Linked DNA regions of Homo sapiens: region 1 is linked to region 2. A link is an interaction called in ENCODE POLR2A ChIA-PET data of the cell type or tissue named here. Cell type or tissue: endothelial cell of umbilical vein. All regions are shown on one strand. Links, peaks and the distances in the headings refer to the core of each region. The heading gives the core; the rest is flanking DNA.

Region 1 (10,595 bases), core at 3,439-8,438, 660 kb before region 2:
AGTAGGCTGAACCTCTCTGTTTACCAGAAGCAGTGGGGCCCATGAGGAACAAACACCTCAGCCTTGGAGTCCACTAGTCTACCATTTAACCAACCCATGCACCAGGGTATGTCACACAATCAGGAAAGGTGAACTACACAACTGGGAGACAGTGTGCCCTCCACAGGCAAACTGGGGGCTTCCGCTCATTTGCATGTGTATATGGCCTTAGAATCCAGAGGCTTCACCCCTTGTTCTCCAGCATGAAGCTTCAGCAACATCTCAAAATCTTAGCTGGGGATAAGAGGGAATGAAGGGATAGGGGAAACAGAGATAGCAACAGGTTTTTTGTTGTTGTTGAGACAGGGCCTTGCTGTTGCCCAGGCTGGAGTGCAGTGGTGCAACATTGGTTCACTGCAGCCTCGACCTAATGGGGTTAAATAAATCAATCCTCCTGACTCAGCCTCCTGAGTAGCTGAGACTACAATCGCATGCCACCATGCCTGGCTAATTTTTTTATTTTTTATTTTTTTGTAGAGATGGGGTCTTGCTATGTTGTCCAGGCTGTTCTCAAACCCCTGGGCTCAAGCAATCCTCCCTGCTCAGCCTCCCAAAATGCTGAGATTATAGGCATGAGACACCATGCCTGGCCAGCAACCGGCTTTAAGTCTATGAAGATTTTGCATCTACTGGACAATATTCCTTCTACTATAATAGAAATATATATTATATATATGGTTACATATATAAGTATAATAATGTTCTATTAGATAAGGTTATTACATGGGACAGTCTAGCATTCTCATTTTATATTTTTTAGATGACAATCACGGTTCTAAGGTCTTGCCCAACTCACCAGCCTAATCTCCTCACCTTGCTCCTTACACTCCAGCAAATTTAACTACTTGGAATTACCTGTATCAATAGGCCTGGGGTCCCCATCCTCTTCTCATTCATCCCTGGCTTCTCTGACCACACGTTCCCACCCCCACCCACACACACAACTCATACAATCAGTGACATCTCCTCAGTGCTCCTTTCCTATGAATTATAAAACTTTGTGATGACAAACAATTACAATTCGATATACCATGTGTATTCCCGTCTATGTCCCTTACTGGACTATGAGCTCACTAAGAACAGGGACCACACTGTATTCACCTTTGTACCTCCCGTGCAGTTGCTCCATGTATGTTGGTTTGAATAAATGAACGTGTGTGTGTGTGTGTGTGTGTGTGTGTGTTTTCTCTAATACGCGGAAGACCTAGACCTTCCTCCCACTACACTCTATGAGTTCACTAAGGGAATAAAACATTGGAAGGAGAGAGGGAACAAGAGAGAAATGTTGTTCTTGGATTGACAGGCCCCCTCATTAAGGAGATAATTTAGCCACAGGCCAGCGACCGAACTGTGATGGCCTCAGACAGAACTCCCTCAGCAACAGAACAGCACTGCTGCCAGAGCAGCGCCTGGCTCCCCAGCCCCAATGAGACCAGATGTTTTCAAAGTGATACTGTGAGAGGCTGGCTGATCTTGTTGAAAATGAATCTCTCTGAACATGTTTAAAATACCAGGGAGAAACTTAATCAGGGAGATAACCAAGAGAACAGACAGAGTTTACCATAGGGCCATTTCTATCTGTTTACCAGGAAAAAGAGAAAACAAACAGGCTTAAAATGGGACACGCCTGGTGAGTGCAGAAATGACATTTTTGGAAAAATATCAGCTAGTGTGTGCTTAGATTAGCAGGTTATTTACTGATGTTGGGAATCATATTAAGGTCCCAATAAAGAGTTACTTTCTTACTGCAGGCAGGGGAATATTGTGCATATAGCCTTTGCTAAATTTAAAAGCAATGTAGCTAGCTTGCTTATTTATTTGTTTGTTTGTTTGATACAGAGTCTCGCAATGTTGCCCAGCCCAGAGTGCAATGGCACGATCTTGACTTACTGCAACCTCTGCCACCCAGGTTCAAGCGATTCTCCTGCCTCAGCCTCCCAAGTAGCTGGGATTACAGGCGCCCGCCACCATGCCTGGATAATTTCTTTTTTTTTAGACGGAGTTTCACTCTTGTTGCCCAGGCTGGAGTGCAATTGCACGATCTTGGCTCACTACAACCTCCACCTCCCGGGTTCAAGTGATTCTCCTGCCTCAGCCTCCCAAATAGCTGGGATTACAGGCACCCGCCACCATGCCTGGCTAATTTCTTTTTTTTTGAGATGGAGTTTTGCTCTTGTTGCCCAGGCTGGAGTGCAATGGCATGATCTCCGCTCACCACAACCTCCGCCTCCCGGGTTCAAGTGATTCTCCTGCCTCAGCCTCCCGAGTAGGTGGGATTACAGGGATGCGCCACCACGCCCTGCTAATTTTATAGTTTTAGTAGAGACGGGGTTTCTTCATGTTGGTCAGGTTGGTCTTGAACTCCCAACCTCAGGTGATCCACCCACCTCAGCCTCCCAAAGTGCTGGGATTACAGGTGTAAGCCACTGCACCCGGCCTACAAATTTTTGTATTTTTAGTAGAGACGGTATGGGTTTCACCATGTTGACCAGGCTGGTCTCGAACTCCTGACCTCAAGTGATCTGCCAGCCTTGGCCTCTCAAAATGCTGGCATTACAGGGGTGAGCCACCATACCTGGCCCAGTGTAGCTTTTTTTTTTTTTTGAGACGAAGTTTCGCTCTGTTGCCCCAGGCTGGATTACAATGGTGCAATCTCCGCTCACTGCAACCTCTGCCTCCCGAGCTCCAGAGATTCTCCTGCCTCTGCCTCCCAAGTAGCTGGGATTACAGGCATGTATCACCACACCCGGCTAAATTTTTTTGTATTTAATAGAGACGGGGTTTCACCCTGTTGGTCAGGCTGGTCTCGAACTCCTGACCTCAGGTGATCCACCCACCTTGGCCTCCCAAAGTGTTGGGATTACAGGTGTTAGCCACTGCGCCCAGCCCCAATGTAGCTTTAAACAGAGAACTATAAAACTTCTAGATGTGCGCTTAAATATTTTTGTTTCATCCCCTTGCAAAATAAATGAGAAGAGATTCAGTCTTCCACATCTTAAAACATACCCATTGATCTTATTTGTTAAAGTATGTTTTACTAGCAGTTAGCAGGATTAAGGCTGACACTCATTTTATATTCTGCACCCAGGGTTAACACGTGATGCGAGAAATTCCTTTTCACGAATACAGAAGAATGTTAGGGATACTTCATGATTAAAGCAATAGAAGTGCTTCAAAGCAGGAGAGGTCTAAACAGAAGCTCACTGCTCTGCAGTCAGGGGCAGATTCACCTTCCATTTCTGATGTCTAGAGTTAAAAACAATTCACCAGGTATGATTTGGGCAGCCATGTGTGACCAACTCCGATGGTCAGAATATTAACTTTAGTTAATGCTCCTGAAAATCACGGGAGCTTCTTTAACAGCCATAGCATGCTGCTGACTCATTCTGAGGCTGCAGTTCTCCAGATCTTGAAATATTTTTCGTGTGTGGCTGTTTAGCCAAACCCCATACTTTCATTTGTAATGAATGGTTTTGGACTCTGGTGCTAGTCTTTCTTTCTCCCTCTCAAGTTGTATTCAACTAGGTTTGGTTTGCTGTTTCAAAATACCAAGATCTCTTTTTTTTTAAAAAAAAATCTCATTTCTGTTGCTCTGACCTATTAACAATTCCCCTAGATTTGTCATTCATGTATGTGATCTGTATGCCAATATTATTGTCTAGAAGATTTTTTTAACTGATGAAAACAGGGGACACAGCCTCCAGCGTGCTTCCTGTATTATCATCTAGCCTGAATTTTCCTCACCCCACGGATAGCACCAGTGACTGATTTGCATGCATGCCTTCTCAACATTCTTCTAAGCTTCCAACCAAGTAACCCCAGGAACTAAAGTTAATCTGGTATGACTGGCTTTTAGCAAAGCCCTGATAGCTACTAACGATGACTGCTTCCTTTATCAAGTATTCAAAAATCGTTGTCTTGATAATCCACTTTATAATAGAATATTTCCTGAGATCGATGTCAAGCTTATCATTTTGTAGCTTTTCTCTCTCTAAATCCTTTTTTAAAAATTAAACTATGTATCCACCTGCATCCTTCCTGTAGTTCTTGTTACTCCATTATTCCTCCAACATCACATGATTTGATGATCTCAGTCTCACACTCCCTCAGTCTTCTTGGACTTTGGGGCTTCACCTTATCGGGTGGCATTAGAGTCTCTTGTCATGGCCTCATCTACTCCAGGCCAGCGATTCTTGCTTCACATTTATCCTACCCTTTCCAGTCAGAGAAGTCATTTCTTGATGGAAAAAAATGCAAGCTGAACAGAAGCTTAGCAGTTTGGTTTCTCTCACAAGCCCCTCTCTTTGGTCTTATTGTTCCAAACATAACTTCTGAAAGCCCTTTTGTTACCCTTCACATTTTTCACAATCCTCTTTTCACTCTGCACTCTGTTTCTTTACAGCCCAGAGCCACCCTCTGATATGGACCTTGGTTGCATGACCCGACCTTCCCTGGGTCTGGCTCAGGGTCCAAGGTCAGGAAAGCACAGAGGAAGTGGCAGCACAGAGAAGGCAGGTCCAAAGGAAAGGGTTATCTAGAAAGTGCCACCTGCAGTCAGCAAGTCAAGGAGAAAAAGTAACATGATACCTGGAAAGATGTTAAGGTCAGAGGTCAGGAAAGGCAGGATTGCTTATCAATCCAGTGGAGCAATACAAAGGGCTATACCGTGGATGAGAAATTAGGTCAGTTGCAAAGAAGATGGAGAACAGGTGCTGCTAAGGAGAGGTAGTTCAAATGGGCATCCTTCCTCTGAGGGCTCCTTACATGCACAAAGACCTGGCCTTTCTGTCTTTGAATCTCCAGCACCTAGCATAAAGCCTGGCACACCAAAGTTCAACATACTTGTGAATGAATACATCAAAGTGGCCCTGGCTCCTCATTACCACACTGGGGGAATCCTTTAAAGGAGCAGGTTCAGACTGGAGTCAGTCTTTCATTCACATCCTTAAACAGAAGAGCTATCTGGATGGCCACATACCTCTTCCTCCTTTGGAACTGGGGTCACAGCATTGTTTTTAATTGTCCTGAACTGTGTTTCTCTTTTTAAACTTGAGGCCATGGGATTGTGTTTATCATGTACCTCGACCTTGGGAATCCTTTTTCTTACAGTCTAGGGTAGACTATAGACAAGAACACATTTCCCTCCCTGGCTGTCAGAGATTCTAAGGCCTGATTACTTCTAAAATGCCTGGTTCTTTCATTTCAACAGCGAGTTCCTACTTTTCTTTTTACTTTGAGACGGAGTTTTGCTCTTGTTGCCCCAGGCTGGAGTGCAATGGCAGGATCTCGGCTCACTGCAACCTCTGCCTCCTGGGTTCAGGCGATTCTCCTGCCTCAGCCTCTCAAATAGCTGGACTTACAGACATGCACCACCACGCCCAGCTAATTTTGTATTTTTAGTAGAGACAAGGTTTCTCCATGTTGGTCAGGCTTGTCTCGAACTCCTGACCTCAGGTGATCCGCCCACCTCGGCCTCCCAAAGTGCTGGGATTACAGGCGTGAGCCACCGCGCCTGGCCCAGTTCCTACTTTTCTATGAGTCAGTGTCTATCTTATCTGAAAACATTGCAATGCCTGATGACTGTGTTCATGAAAAGAATGGCAATTCAACTCCTTTTTCAGGCAGTTTCCCTAATCATGTTAAAACAGCATCATTTAAATATCCTGCATATTACACTATGGTGAGTCTATATAGGAATCCAAGACTAATACACAGTGGTACTGGTTGATAAAAACTTGACCCAGTCATGGGTTAACCTGGGCTCAGCAGAATTCTAGTGACAGCATGAAGCTAAAAGCCACTGTTGAAATTTTAACTTGGCAGCAGTCAGTCAAATTGAATAGGGTAAGAACAAGAAAAACCGTATCAAGGCCAGTATGTCTCTTGGCAGGCAGAGAGGATCTGGCATCAGTGAATCATCAGGCTTCAGGCTGTCTAAGCTCAAACACAGCACTTCTGATAAAAGCAGATGCTTTGTTTGGCTGCTATCTATCTGCCCTTCCTCCAATCCCACCAGTCCCATCTACCCCACCCCCACCCATTCCCTACCGGCTTCTGAAAGAGTGTGTTTGTAAAGGCTTTTTCTAACTAATCGAGAGGCAGAATAAAAATGCTATGGTTTTGAGATAATGTCCTCAAGCCTCTAAGAGGAAGGGCTTCTGCCTACCAGATAAAGGAACATATCCCCTTGACCTGTCTTCCCGGGCAGACACCCATCCTCAACGTGGCCACCTACCTAAACCTTGAAAAAGCAGCCATCACCCTTTAGGCAAAGGCAGACACTGCAGTGTCCATGTACCTCCTCTGTCTACAGGGTCCTTGGGGAATGTCCAGGACCGCTGGGAAGAAACCACAGGAGTATAATCACCATGCTGCTGACACAGACCCCAGGGAGGGTGGCCCTGAAAACATGTCTGCCTTATTTAAAAAAATCAAGTAGTGGATAAAATATGCTTTAGTTTAAATGGCAAGATAGTCTCCTATTGAATTCTATCATCAAAAAAAAAAAAATCTTCTTTTGAACACCAACCCTATCCAGATCCTATCTATCCATATCCTATCTTATTTCTCTGCACTCGGCCTCCTCTGCTGACTCCCTGGAACAAACTGTGCTGGGATTCCTCTGAGGTCGTTCTTAGGGTTCCTTCCCTTTACTCTTTACATAGAGCTCTAGATCTCTCCTTTGACGATGGCATCCATTTCCATGGCTTTAATTTCACTTCTGTGCAGACTCCTAACTTTATACCTTTCAGGCCAGACCTTTTTTGCAGAGCTCCAGGCTCATAATTCCAACCGCCTGTCTGTTTAACACCTCCACTTAGACATGCATGCATCTCAAACTTAGCAAACCCCAAACAGAAGTCCTGATTCTCAGCAATCTACCATAACCCCCTTCCCTAAGAAAATGCAATCAACCAAACAAATAAAGCCTTGGTCCTCTCCCAAGCTTCCCTATCTCAGCAAATGCCCTATCCCATATACCCAGCTGCCTGAGCCATGCTTGACTATACCTCTCCCCCACCCCACCATATCCAAACCTCAGCAGATATGGCAGACTGTACCTGCAAACTATATCTCGAATCCACAGACTTCTCTCCTCTACCACCACGCTAGTGCAGAACCCCACCTGCTCCCTGTACTTTTACAACCACCTCCTGCCTTCCCTCCTCATCCTCTTCTCCATCAATCCTCCTCCACAGGGAGACAAAGCAATCTTCTAAAAACTGATCGTGCCATTCCCTTGCTTAAAATCCTTTAAAGGTAGATTTCCTTTTGCCCTACAGAGAAAATCTGAAGTCCTTACCCAAATCTAGACCAGTGCTAGCCAATAAAAACACAACGTGAGCCACATGGGTAATTTTAAATTTTCTGATAGTCAATTTAAAAAATAGCTGAAGTTAATTTTAATCCTTTATTTAACCTACTATTTCAAAGACATTATTTCAACACGGTTACATAAAAATTATTACTGAAATATATTCTCTTTTTATATCAAATCTTCAAATTCCCATGCCAGAGAGGCCTTCTCTCCACCAGTCTAAGTAACTTGGGGTCCTCTGATGTTGTATCTTCCTTGTACCTCCTCATTTTGTAGTTACGTACTTAATGATGCATTTGCCTGAATGCCCCCTAAACTGAGAACTCCCTAAGGACAGGGGATACATCTATTTCGTGCTTCACTAGGTACCTGGCATCTAGCACAATGCCTGGCATAAAACAAGCTAATAAATACGCATCGAAGAATAAACAGCAAAGACACTGATATTAAGCACAAGAACAATCAGGCAAAGGCTCGGGGCCCGTTCACTGAAGACAGGCTCTGTTTTGTGTATTAGTACGATGGTATGCTGATATTTTAGTGCACTGCGTAGTTGTTATACCTATAAACTGTTGAGTGTTGGCCAAGGCTCATTGCTGTAGGGCAGGCTCAGATAGAGGGATTCCAGCCAGACTCCATCAACATGTGAGAAACTTTCTCCCACAGAAGCTGCCGTCATTGAACGTGATCTCAGGTTACACCAAAGGATTAGGCACCTCCCAGCTCTAGCCTTCCAGGAGGAAGGAAGGAAGGAAATCCATCAGTCTGAGCCTCCTCTATGCCAGGTTCTGTGTTAGGCACCCTCACATGAGATTGTATCTGATCCTTAGAGTCACCCTTTGAGGACATGGAGACTCAGAAAGGTAAAATAACTTACCCAAGGTCACAAAGCTACCAAGTCAGGCTGCTGGAATCAGCGTCAAGGTCACTAGTGGCTTTCTTTGATAGCCACGGCTACGTCGACATCCCAGCAAGGGCCTCAGTGGCTTTGAGCCAGGCGTCCCAGCAGAGCTGAGCAGGAGAAGAAGAAACTGCTGGTGACCAGGTGGGAGCTAGGAGCAGGCATGGGACCTGCTCAACGCAGATTCCCAGTAGGGTGTACCAGGGTCAAGTGTGAAAGTCAGAGCTCTGAGATTCTGTGGAGCCTTCATATTTAGTGAGCAGTTAACCTTCATAGCACTTCTCGGATGGGTTATTTACGCTCCCACTTTATGGTTTAGAACTTGCTATAGAGTTCACACATCTAATAAGTGGCAAAAACAAGGATATGAACTGAAACCTCTGGATTATCTGTCTTGTGTTTTTTCTCCTCTTCACAAAAGGAGTTATTTTATCTTCAGTGATTATACTCACAGGCAAACTGGACCTACAGACAGATCACACTGCATAAAAGCTGGGGCAACTAGGGAAGGTTTCTCAGACCTCTCTAACTTGTAAATAACAGCACAGTCCTTCAAACAAGGCCCTATATGCTTGTCTTTGGGGCCTCTAAGAAGAGAGCTTGAAATTCTACATCCAATCCCACAGCTAGCCTCTTGGTGACAGACTGGATAGTGACACCATTCCGAAGCATGACCTGAGGGCATATCAGCCATGTGGCTCAGGCCGGTCTGGCCACCTAGACCAATCCCCCTGAGGACAGTCTCCTTCCAATCAACCACAGCAACTACTCCTTTAGCTTACAACTAAGACTTCTCCAGCTTGTGTATTCTAGCCAGGCTAGGCTGGCTCGCAAATCCACATGTGATAAGAATATGAGTAGTAATTTATAACTGCATAGCACCTCTGTTTACAAGGTGTTTCAACATATATTGAGGGGCGTGAAAAACCCAGAAGACTAAAATACCTCACCTTTCCCAAATAGCATGCTGGTGGCCTGAAAAAAAACATGATTTAAAACAGGTCTGTCCTGGGGTGGGAGTGAGGAGGGGGCAGTCCAGAGGAGATGTTACACAGCTCCACTCAACAAGGACTGCATTGTGTAATTCTCTGATCATTTTCTTGGTTGTGGTTTGCAATCTGTTAACAATTTTTTTTTGCCCCAGAACAGCTGAGAATGCGTAGATCCTGGCATTTAGGTTCAAATCATCCTTGTCAGTAGAGGATTTAGGACAACCATCAGACAGCTGGTAGATCTGCAGGCACTTCCCACCCTCTGGGCTTCTTCAACCCAGGAGCAGCGCAAGATGCAGGGGCTGAGCTCACCTCTGACCCAGCTGCTCCTGTCCTCAGCACACCAGAGGCCACCAGGGACCGGGACATTCACCATTCCTCGGAATGCACTAAACCATTCGCAACAGCTGCGTTCAAACACCGAGGGGTATTTCAAAATGTTACTAAAACTCAACTTTAAACTTATAAAAACATCAATTCAACCCATGGACTATTACTTTTCAGAAACATTCTTGAACTTGGGCTGTTAAGCCATTGTCACTATGCTAAGTATACCTTCTATTAAATAGAATCTATTAATCTAATAAAAGCTTTTTTTTTTTTCTTTTTTTTTTTCTAAGACGGAGTTCTACTCTCGTCATCCAGGCTGGAGAGTAGTGGTGTGATCTTGACTCACTAAAACCTCCGCCTCCTGAGTTCAAGTGATTCTCCTGCCTCAGCCTCCCCAGTAGCTGGGATTATAGGCATGTGCCACTACGCCCAACTAATTTTTGTATTATTAGTAGAGACAGGGTTTCACCATGTTGGCCAGGCTGGTCTCGAACTCCTGACCTCAGGTGATCCACCTGCCTCAGCCTCCCAAAGTGCTGGGAATACAGGCAATGAGCCACCGCACCCGGCCCAAGATTTTTTTTTTTAACTCAAAATCCAATTTTTTTCTCCAAAAAGTACACAAAAAGCTTCCAATTTGCAGACAGCAGACATGCCTGGGTATAAATAAACTGCAGATGTTTGCATGTGGACCTTCGCATCGTACATCCTTCTGATTAACCCTGAGCTAAAGGCTGGTGTATTTGCGTGTCTGAGGGAACATCTTGCTTTGTTAAAGAGAAGGCAGTAGTTACAGAAACCAATGGTTCTGAAGAGGAATAACTAAAACCATTTTTCAGATGAGGGCATTGATACAGCCCAGAGTTAGGGCTTTAAATCAATGTTTTAGAGGAAAAAAGCTGCATAGATTCTGGACCTTACATCTTTGCTTCAACCTTGAAGATCTGACATTGTGACAGGGTAGGTTACTTACTGCCTGGGAAAATGTACTGCTCATTTTAACTAGGGATAATTC
Region 2 (10,595 bases), core at 2,788-7,787:
AACCTACATTGATACATCATTATCTCCAGAAGTCCATAGTTGACATTGAGTTTAATCTTTTAAAAATACTATTCTTTCAGCTGGGCGTGGTGGCTCACGTCTCTAATCCCAGAACTTTGGGAGGCCAAGGTGGGTGGATTATCTGAGGTCAGGAGTTCGAGACCAGCCTTATCAACACGGTGAAACCCCATCTCTACTAAAAATACAAAAATTAGCCAGGTGTGGTGGCGGGTGCCTGTAATCCCAGCTACTTGGGAGGCTGAGGAAGGAGAATGGCTTGAGCCTGGGAGGCGGAGGTTGCAGTGAGCCAAGATCGTGCCATTGCACTCCAGCCTGGGCAACACAGCTAGACTCTGTTTCAAAAAATAAAAATAAAAAATAAAAAAATACTATTTTTTCATATCACTGGTCTGCTTTAAAACTATTCATAAAAATGCTGACCATCAGGACATATTTCAGAATTCAAGGAAAAAATTGAAAAAATAAAATAAAATTCTGTCCATATCTCCAAAGTCTATGTCCTTACTTGGATATTCAAGGCTTTCCACGATCTTCCCCAGCTTTCAACCTGATTTCTCAAGAGTCATCTGCGCATGCCCTTTGCAGGGGGTGCTCTTCACCGACTCCTACCCGCTGTCCCCATCATCACATCTGTGGCTCTGCTACACGTAAAATCTGATTGAATTCAACTCCACAAAAATGTGCTGTGACTTACTTAATCTAGGATGTCTATCTGCCTCCATTCTGACCATGAAAAACCCACCCAGTTTACTATGCCAGTCCACGAGCCCCTCCTGGCTGCAATCCTGTTTGCCTCAATAGCAGTAGTTTCTAGCTTGAGAGGGGTTGAAGTGGACTAGTAAGACTTTTAAAAACAATAATAAAGTACAGGGAGGCCGAGGCAGGCAAATCACCTGAGATTGGGAGTTCGAGGCCAGCCTGGCCAACATGGAGAAACCTCGTCTCTACTAATAATACAAAATTAGCTGGGCGTGGTGGCATATGCCTGTAATCCCAGCTACTCGGGAGGCTGAGGCAGGAGAATCACTTGAACCTGGGAGGCGGAGGTTGCAGTGAGCTGAGATTGCACCATTGCACTCCAGCCTGGGCAACAAGAGCAAAACTCTGTCTCAAAAAACAAAAACAAAATAATAAAGTACAACATCTGATTGTCAATTTTTTATTCTGCCAAATAAGAACTTAAAAAACAACTACCACCATCACAGTATCTTATTTTAAAAAAGACATTTACTAATCAAAAAGCATAAAAGGCATAATATCAGAATAACTGTTGGTTCTTCAAATGTAATTCACTTAGCTTTAGGAAAAAAATCATTTTTAAAAAAAATTGTATGACTGTCTGAGGTACTGAAAACTGTTCAGACTGGCATTTGGGAGTGATTCTACAGTGCTTCTGGTCTCCACCACCTGTTTCGCATTTAATCACAGGCTGCCTTGGGGCACATTTTCATTGTTGCCTCTCTATTTAACTTCTTGTGCACATATGTTATTTCCCCAACTGGAAGGTAAGCTTTATAAGGAATCTGTAAAAGGACTGCACGCTTAACTTTCCAGCAAGGCTTTGCACACAGAAAATGTTCAATAAATATTTGTTGAATGAATGAATCAACCTTTTCTAAGCCTGTGCTAACCAATAAATCTCCTCTTAATGAGATCTGAGCGCCCCATCCTGAGGCAATTTCTCTCAACAGACTTCTTTAAAATGAATTATCCAGTACAAATTGCTTTACTTTTGAGTGAAGCCTAAAAATAAAAATTGTTTAAACCTGATATGAAAAGTAAACAGTTTTTTCCTCAGGGCAGTAGCAAGCCCCAACAGGGAGGAGAATCAAGACACAAACACACTTCTGTACCCGCCATTTAATTGATCCTAGTTATTTTGGGCTTTGTTGGTAGGCATGCACACAGTCCATGCTTCTGGCTTGACTTGACTGCATAGGGTGGTTGGCATTCTTTCTGGGGCTCTCACCCCTGTGCCTAAAGCCTCCACGATAACCATGTTGTGCCTTTCCCTCTCTCTACTCGGGTAACTTGGAAAGAAAGGTTAGGAAGAAGCTTAACATCTGGCTAGCCAAGCCTTGGTTTTAGATTCCAGAGTTGATACAGAGCAATTCAGAAAAGTGTCTTTTGGATTTAAAGCATTGTTTTTGCTCAGGATCTCGAGTTACCTTCAAAAAATTTAAATAAGATAAGGCCACATCCTTGCTTAAAACATTCATCAACTTTCAATTCAATTCCATTCAACGGCTATTGATTGAAGACCTGGCCCTGAAGAACAGAGCCGGAATGCCAGGCCCTGTTCTAGATGTTGGGGATATGTCAGTAAACAAAGCAGACAAAACTTTCTGCCTCACCGAAGCTTAGAGGGAGGTAGGAGTGAGGTGGGGGAGACAAACAAGAAAGATAATGAATAAATAACATATTATTTCTGTGTTAGAAGGTGATAGATGCAATGGAAACTAATTGGAGCAAGGGGGTGTTGCAATTGGGACGGGAGGGACAGAGGAGGCCTCGTTGAGAACGTGGGTGGAGCAAAGGCTTGGAGGAGGTGAAAGGTGTGGCCATGAGACCATTTGGGAGAAGAGGAAATGCCTTCCATATCATGACCTCACCCAGCACCCTCTCACCCTGTGGCCCTCCCACACGGATCTCCAGCAGCCCCTGCAGTCTCCTCCCCACCTCCAGGCTTCACACACATTGTTTCATCCTCAGGACTGTATTTTCCTTCCCTGTCTCTTGACCAACTCCTCATCCTTCCGACCTCAATCTAAATGCCACCTCCTCTGGTGGGCTTTTTTTTGCTGCCCCTCATCCATTATAACTTAGATGCCCTGCCACAGTCATAGCCCTCCCTTCAGATACTTAATAAATACTGTTTGAATGAATGAACAAAGAAAAGGGCTCAAAGCGGGTGTTGAGGACAGGGATTCTGACTCATTGATTTATCCCCAGTGCTGGGCACATTGTTGAAGGTATTTGGTAGACTTTATCTTCATAAATAAGCTCCATTATCAAGGATGGATAGAATGATTATGTTATGGCTTACTTAAATTTAAGCATAATAATACTATAAACAAGATTTGTTAAAGGGGGAGTGAAGCATTAAATTGTGTTACGGGGAATGAATTCCCTCCTTCCTTCACTTTTTCCAATGAAGCAGGCCTTGGTTTCAGTCCTTGGCCCAGACGAGCCCTTTTCAAGGAACATTTCCCACCAGTGACGGTGCCTTCCTGTCTGAGATCAGCATGTCCTTCAATTTATTCTGCAACTCAGTCAAATTAATTAAAACTAGATTTGTCCTGAGAGTTTGTTCGTTAAGATGTCACTGTATATCAAATTCCCAATTATCTGGGATAATTAAAACATCCTAACTTTTTCCCCGAATTATTTATACTTTTGGGAGTATCCCCTTGTAGGGTTCAGGACACACTACCCCAAAATATGGCACCTTGGCACTTCAGAAAACCCCAGAGGCAGGAAGGTTACTCTCACCTTCCCCTTGCCTTTCTCTTAGAAGCAGGTCATAAAACCTTCTTTCCAGAGGTGCCCACCCTGTAGCCAGGGGGAAGGAACGTCCCTGTCTTTGAAGACACAGAGACACAGAGAAGAATCTGAACAAACAAGCCTTGCTAAGTTCCCCCTAGTTTATTAGCATTAGATCATACAGTTTTGTCTAATCATCTCCACAATCATCCACTTATTCATCAAACTTAGCATAAAAACCCACAGGTTTCTCTGTCTCTTTGGATCTTCATTTCCGAAGCTATGCCATATAAAACTTACATATTAAATACATTTATATGCTTTTCTTTTTTTAATCTGTCTTTTGTTATAGATGCCTCAGCCATGAACCCAGCAATGAGTGAGAAATTTTTCCTCCCTTACACTCCAAAGGTATATTTTTATTGCTATTTGCTCAGGAAATGCCATAAGGATGATTTAACGATTTCAAATCACCACCTCATTTGACATGCATTTTAGGTAACATAAAAATCATGCAATATGATTGAAACAAAAGAAATTAATTAGAGCAAAGAGAAAAATACAAGCAAGGCAGTAAAGTGAAACAAGAAATAAAACCACTCACCACTCACGACACGGAAATTCCAACTGTAAAGACTCAAGTCTTTTCTGGAGGGGGATCACACATTTGGCTCTGAGCAATGAAGAAAACAGACAAGTTATAGGATTCACAGTGTTTTATAACATACATACCACGGTCTCAGGAGCCTTAAGACCTGAAAGACGTTTCTCCCATATGTCCTCAAAAGGGACACTGATGTCATGAATGACACTTAAAGCAGATGAGTTTCCAATAGCTGTTTCTTATGGTATCACTCCAGGAGCCTTTAACCTAGGGCCTAATGACAAAGTGAGGTCCTTTAAAATTCAGTTCTCTGAGGGAATGACATGATGCAGTTCACAAATGAAGTTTTTTAAGTATCTGACTTGATGCACAGATAAAGTTTAAAATATCTAAAATATCTAAAAGAAGGCCAAGTGTTGTGGCTTCCATTTGTAATGCCAGCACTTCAGGAGGCCGAGGTGGGAGGCTTGCTTGAACTCGGGAATTTAAAACCAGCCTGGGCAACATAGGGAGACCCTTTCTCTTTAAAAAGTGTAAAAATTAGCTGGGCATGGTGGCTCATGCCTGTGGTCCCAACTACCCAGGAGACTGAGGCAGGAGGATTGCTTGAACCCAAGAGGTCAAGGCTGCAGTGAGCTGTGATCACCACCACTGCACTCGAGCCTGGGAGACAGAGTGAGCCTCCATCTTGAAAAAAAATAAAAGAAATAAAAGAAAAAGGAAAGGAAAGGGAAGGAAGGAAGAAAGAAAAAAAGAAAGAAAAGAAAGAAAGAAAGAAAAAGAAAGAAAGAAAGAAAGAAAGAAAGAAAGAAAGAAAGAAAGAAAGAAAGTTGGATGGCCTGCATCTCTCCCTAAATGTTGTTTTCTCCAATCAAACTTCCATAAGAATTAAGGAGCAGAGAAGTCAAGGATAAATTGTCTGGCAGGTACCCAACAGCTGAAACTCTATACTTCTGATTAGATGCGGATGTACACCTAAGAACTTGGCATCCACTTGTGAAAGTGAAGGTTCCTAACCAGGCCATGTACTTGTATAGACCTACGTCCTCAAAGAGGCAGACCACAGTGTACCCATGGGTAGGGGCCAGATTTCCTTCAGGAAATAGTCCACAGTTGCTGTAACATGACAATAAATGAACAGCCAAGATCCATGGAGTGGCCATGGTGTGGGACATAGATAACAACCCTCCCACCAACATTAGACACTGCACAGTTAGTTTTCTGTTATCCTGTTTTGGTTTTATCATGTATACCTCCCCACCCATTAGAGTAGTTAGTTGAGAATTGACTGTTAAAAATGAAATCAACCTGCCGAGAAAAAGTCATGTTGGATGAATCACTGGGGCCCTAGGCTGTTGGCTTCATGTTTAATTTGGATGCTTCCCAATCCAATCTTGAGTAGGTCACCCCATATAGCTTCCTCCATCAGCAGGATGATTTTGTTTTAGAAAATATGTACACTTGGTAAACTGTCAAAGTGAGTTGTACATATGGTATGTGTTGTTCAGAGGGAGAAAATATTTTCAGCACTACTTGAAGTCTTTATACCTGACAATGCATTAAGAATTCAACACAATAATCTTATTGTTTTAGCTGTTGCTTTTACCATTACTCATGCAGCATGACTGGGAAAAAAATTAATGATCCCCCCCACCCCCACAGTGTTTGGTGTGTGTGAGTTTAAAAAAAAAATCTTTTGGTTTGGGATGAATGCGTCGAACAATCCACCATCTGGTGTACAAATATTTTTATAGACACGAATCCAAATACCACAAAATCAGTGCCATGGCTCAGGTTCTGTGAATCTTTTTCTGAGGCAGACTTTTTATTAAATATGATTATTCTTGAACTATGAGACTCTCTGCAGGAGCATTAAGATTTAGCCTTGAGAACAAAACTCTTTATGTTGACCAATATTTTTAAAAAGATGGAAAGAACTCTCTCTGGAGCTAATTTCAAGGAGGACAAAAAAGAATTTTGTTTTTGTTTTTGCTTTTTTGTTTACATACTAAGCATATACAAACTGAATCAGTGACAACTTCTGTTACATTCCTGCTGTAATCCTGGCTAGTGGAAGAAGATAAGATATCAGTAAGCTCTGCGGGCATCAAGTTTCGGCCCTGTCAGGTGTAATCAGAACCCTGGTCTTAAAACGAAGGCCTCCACTCCACCTCCTCAGGCAGAGGACACTTCATTCCCCAGCCCCAGGCACTGAGAGGAAAAGGAAGGATCCATCCTGTAAGAGCAAAATAAAACAAAATAGCAACACTGGGTTTGTGCGTTCCCTTTAACTCTTGACACCCTGGAATTAATGCAAAGTGGTCTGTATTTAATATCGAATTCCCTCCCCTCACAATGCGATAATGACAAGAGATTTTTAGAAGGCGTGGAAATTAAGAAATTTTAGAAAATTAAGATTCTCCTCTGAACCTAATGTAAAGAAAATTGATGAGTCTGTGCATTTGATGGGATTCCTAGGTCAGCACCATGTCGTGAAGACATTTTCTGAGATAGTGAGTTTGCTCAAAATGTCACTCCAACTTTTAAAGCATGGAGAAAATTGCTTGTCAGTGAATGTACCACTCAGAGCAAAATAGAATTTTTATTGCTAGATTTCCTTTCAAAGTTAAAAATAAGGATAAACAGAGCCAAACGGCTGTTTGGGGGAATGTAGTGATCTGGGGAAGAGAATGATGGCATATCGTTGGAGCTTCCAGCTTTGCTAGTGGAACTCATTGGAATGTCCATGAAAATCACCACAGAGTTCAGACATAGTTCTTAACTGGCAAAACTGTCCTAAAATGACTGGACTCTGATGCAGCTGCCTTGGGAGAAGTGGGAGAAATAACAGTCCCACTTCAGCGATCTGCAAACTAAGGTACAGTGGAAATTGAGCGGTCGGGCAAGGGTCACCAAAACTCAGTGGTGAGCGGGAGACAGGCCCAAAGAGCTGAGGAAGTGTAAACTCCAGTGATAAGGCGATAACTTGAGGAAATTAAAACCCCGTAGTGTGGGAAAGAACAATTAGCCAAGACAGAGGGGCAGGAAGGAATACAGAATGAATTACAATCAGAGGAAACTAGCCAGCAACAAAAGAGATGAACTGGCGGGGGCGGGGCGAGAGGGACGGGAGAAGTGACTTAAGAATGCTGGCTTCTCTGGGTTCCATCACCGCCTTCTTGTTAGGTCGCCGTCGCTGCGATCATGATTTAACCCCTTCATGCCTCGGAGTGTCTAGCTCCAAGGCAGCTATCTTTATCCATGAAGTTCTTTGAGATTGTGCCACGAATATGATGAATTCCAGATAAGAATGACTGCATCATTAGTTTAGAAAAAGTTACCCCCGCCCCTCCAAAAAAGACAGAAGTTTAAGCTTATATAGATTAGCAAAATATTTCCATCAGAAACATAAGAAGGAACATGTAAAACACAAGTATCAGCAAATGCAGATGTTTTCAGACCAAGAAGAAAGTGTTCATGAAAATGAAATATTTTAAAGGAAAACATGTAAAAGTGTTTCAAACTGATTTTGATGACTATCAGGATGACCTAAGGGGATGAAATGTCCTATAACTAGTAGGAAATGATAGAAAAAAAGTATGATTGTTTTATGAAAATAATAATTTGCTTATTTTAAGTCAATGAGTTTGTCACACATGATTATGGGCACGAGAGAAGATATGCTATGAGCCCAAAATTAAATTGTCTTTTACTTCAATCCTAAAAATCAGCAGGCAGAAAGCTAAGAGGAAGCTCTTCTTTAATCAACCAAGATGCTAAAATCATGGAGAGAAAGGCAAAAAAGATAGACCACAGTAGCTAAGTCATTCAAAAGAAGGGGGAGAGTTGATTATGTAGAATGAAGTGGAATGAAGATGCTAAGTAGGAGTAGAAAAACATGATACTATAACAAAGGGTTGATTGAGCAAACAAAGTGGGTAATAAGGCAAATTAAACATTCTTATAAATCCTGTGTCCAGGAAATGAATTAACTGCTCAGACTAATAAATGAAGAAGCATCACACAGAAGATAATGATTAAATGTCACCATGGGAAAACAGAAGGTTCCCGGTTTATAAAACCAGCACGCTTAAAAAGAAGAAAAGGGTGGGGGCATTTGAAACAATACTAAGAGGCTTTAAAAGTGAACTGAAAAAAAAATGTAAAGTAGACAGTGATGGAAGGACAGCCTTAGAAGACACCTCAATGATACAAGATTCTTTAAATATCTTAAAGGGATTGTGGGTAAGGAGGAGCATCCAGGAAATTGAAACATTAAACTTGGGTTTATTTTAATTTATTTTACTTTAATTTTTTGGTCTTGCCTTCATGAGGCCAATAAATGTACCAGAAATGGAAACAGTATCAGAGAGTGATAAATTAAGAACAATGAGGAATTCGCTTCCAATAAATTAAGTAACTCAAGAAAAGACAACTCCTGAGTGGGAAGAAAAAGCTGCAGAGATTAATACTGCCTTCATGCAGCATTTGGATGGCTCCTAGGAATCATAAAGATACCTGGGGAAATCAGAGCCAAGTAAATCTAGTACCTTTCAAAAAAAAATGGACTACGGAGGAAGCAGAAAAATGCTAGCCTTGCAACTCGGGAGCAATTGAAATATTTAAAGTATAGATAAAGCAACCAAGGTGGAATTACCAAATACCTAGAAATATATGAGTTCAGCAGACAAAACAATCAAATTTTAGGGAAAGTGACCTCCGGAATAAAATCCTTATAGAAGTTTTCAGGCTTTTGAATTTTGGCCACTATACTACAGTTTATAGAGAAGATGAATAAATGGACATCTATTAGCAACATCATGATATTCTGCAAATGGCATTTGTTAACTAACATCATAGAATACAGATTGATAAGGAGGAATTGGAAGAGATTAAACAGTCCTCTCCCCCTGGAGGTGCTGACATCAGCATAGATACAAAAGTATCCATAAGCGTAGGCATCCAATGACCGGAAAGCTAGTGGCATCTGTCACACATGCATTGTACAATTGCAATGCATTGTATGCGTGAGCAAGAGCATCTCAATCTCAGATTCATTTAAACAAATAAGTCATCACAGAAATAGTACCTATGAAGAAATCCTTGAAGAGGTTTTGGAATGAATGGTTTGCTGGGCAGGCAGGATATTTCTGATACAAGAAGAGCCTCTGAGAAGGCCCACAGCCAGGAGTGGGAAATAGGGCTGAGGAATCATGAACAGGGCTGACAGAGCATAATATTCGTAAGAAGTGATGGGAAAGATTAGGTAGCCTATAGTAGGAGACAGATTTGAGCATGGGCTTTGGAGTGAGACAACCTGGTTTGAAGCCTAGCTCCATAGTGGTATAATCTCTCCCCCACCCCCACCCCCACCCTGACCTCTGTGTGCTTTGGTCTCTTCATCTCAAAATTGGAATTTTAATATACTTACCTTAAGGATTGTGCTAAGAGTTAAGTGAGATGTTCTGTGTTCAAGCACCTAGAAAAAATAAGAACTCCAATATTAGCTATTGCTGTGAGTGAATTGTAGTCAGTCCACAGATGATAACACTCGCCTTCCTCATTTCCTTGGGGTCATCTCTTTTGACTTTCTGCTGCCTTTTCAAAACTTTTACACTGTCTAAGGACAACAGCCCTACCTGGCTCTCTCACTCTAAGAGATGGTGGGAAGGACAGTTTCACTCTCGATTTCCCTGTTCTCCCCTCAAAACACACTCTTTCTTCTTAGCCCCCTCTGCTGTTTCTGAGAACACAGTGCCCCATTTCTTTCCAAAGCTAAAACCTCTCTGGCAACAGAGAACCCGACTGTTATGGATTCAGCAGTTGACGGTTGACCTCCAGCAGGTTGGTGCTCCATCAGTAAGCCCATTCCTCTCTCCCAGCTGCAGTAACTCCTTCCTGTCAGCCTCCAGCCCTGCTCAAGTCTTCTCTGGCTCTGTGCATTTCTTCCTCCAATGTGCAGAGCCAACACCACCCACTTCTTTCCTTCCCTGCATAAATGAAACTCCCCTCTCTCTGATTTTTACTCCCCCTTCCTCTGCTGAAGCAGCTGGTTTGATGGCCACCAAAGGAGAAAGTTTTTCTCCATCTTATTCTATTCTAGTTTTTTGTGATTCTGTGTTACCTCTATTGACAGATTGTTTTCTCTTTTCTGATGGTTTCTTTATAGTCTTCTTTTGCTTTGCTCAGGTTGTTCCTGTAAGTATCTCCAGGGATTCTAGACTTGGCTTGTTCAGTTTCTCACACTGTACTGAACAACCTCATGTAAACCTTCAAGCCCATGATTTATCATTTCGTTGTTATTGTTGTTGTTTTTGAGACAGAGTCTCACCCTGTTGCCCAGGCTAGAGTGCAGTGGCCCGATGAAGGTTCACTACAGCCTCGACCTCCTGGGTTCAAATGATTCTCTACCCTCAGCATCCCAAGTAGCTGGAACTACAAACACACGCCACCATGACTGGCTAGTTTATTTATTTTTCTGTGGAGA

What was found. Peaks named below come from ENCODE experiments on the same cell type or tissue, not always from the same donor. Only the 100,000 strongest peaks of a DNase experiment are listed, where the experiment ranks them.
Region 1: POLR2A ChIA-PET joins it to region 2 with 5 read pairs; 2 of 35 experiments call an interaction of 5 or more read pairs at or near these places.

Annotation. Positions count from the first base shown.
Region 1 is chr1:93,658,862-93,669,456 of GRCh38, forward strand. The region is part of intron 2 of BCAR3 (BCAR3 adaptor protein, NSP family member); the gene reads right to left. Among named protein-coding and RNA genes, the nearest start is that of BCAR3, 18 kb to the right of the region's middle. RefSeq lists an enhancer at 3,024-4,223 and a silencer at 7,852-8,146. In endothelial cell of umbilical vein, for the core only: no CTCF peak of the experiment used is centred there; DNase peaks (open chromatin) are centred at 3,450, 5,810 and 8,070; H3K27ac peaks cover 5,000 bases.
Region 2 is chr1:94,320,299-94,330,893 of GRCh38, forward strand. All of the region lies in intron 2 of ARHGAP29-AS1 (ARHGAP29 antisense RNA 1), which reads left to right. Among named protein-coding and RNA genes, the nearest start is that of ARHGAP29-AS1, 78 kb to the left of the region's middle. RefSeq lists an enhancer at 7,021-7,532. In endothelial cell of umbilical vein, for the core only: no CTCF peak of the experiment used is centred there; DNase peaks (open chromatin) are centred at 3,213, 4,023, 5,543 and 7,133; H3K27ac peaks cover 5,000 bases.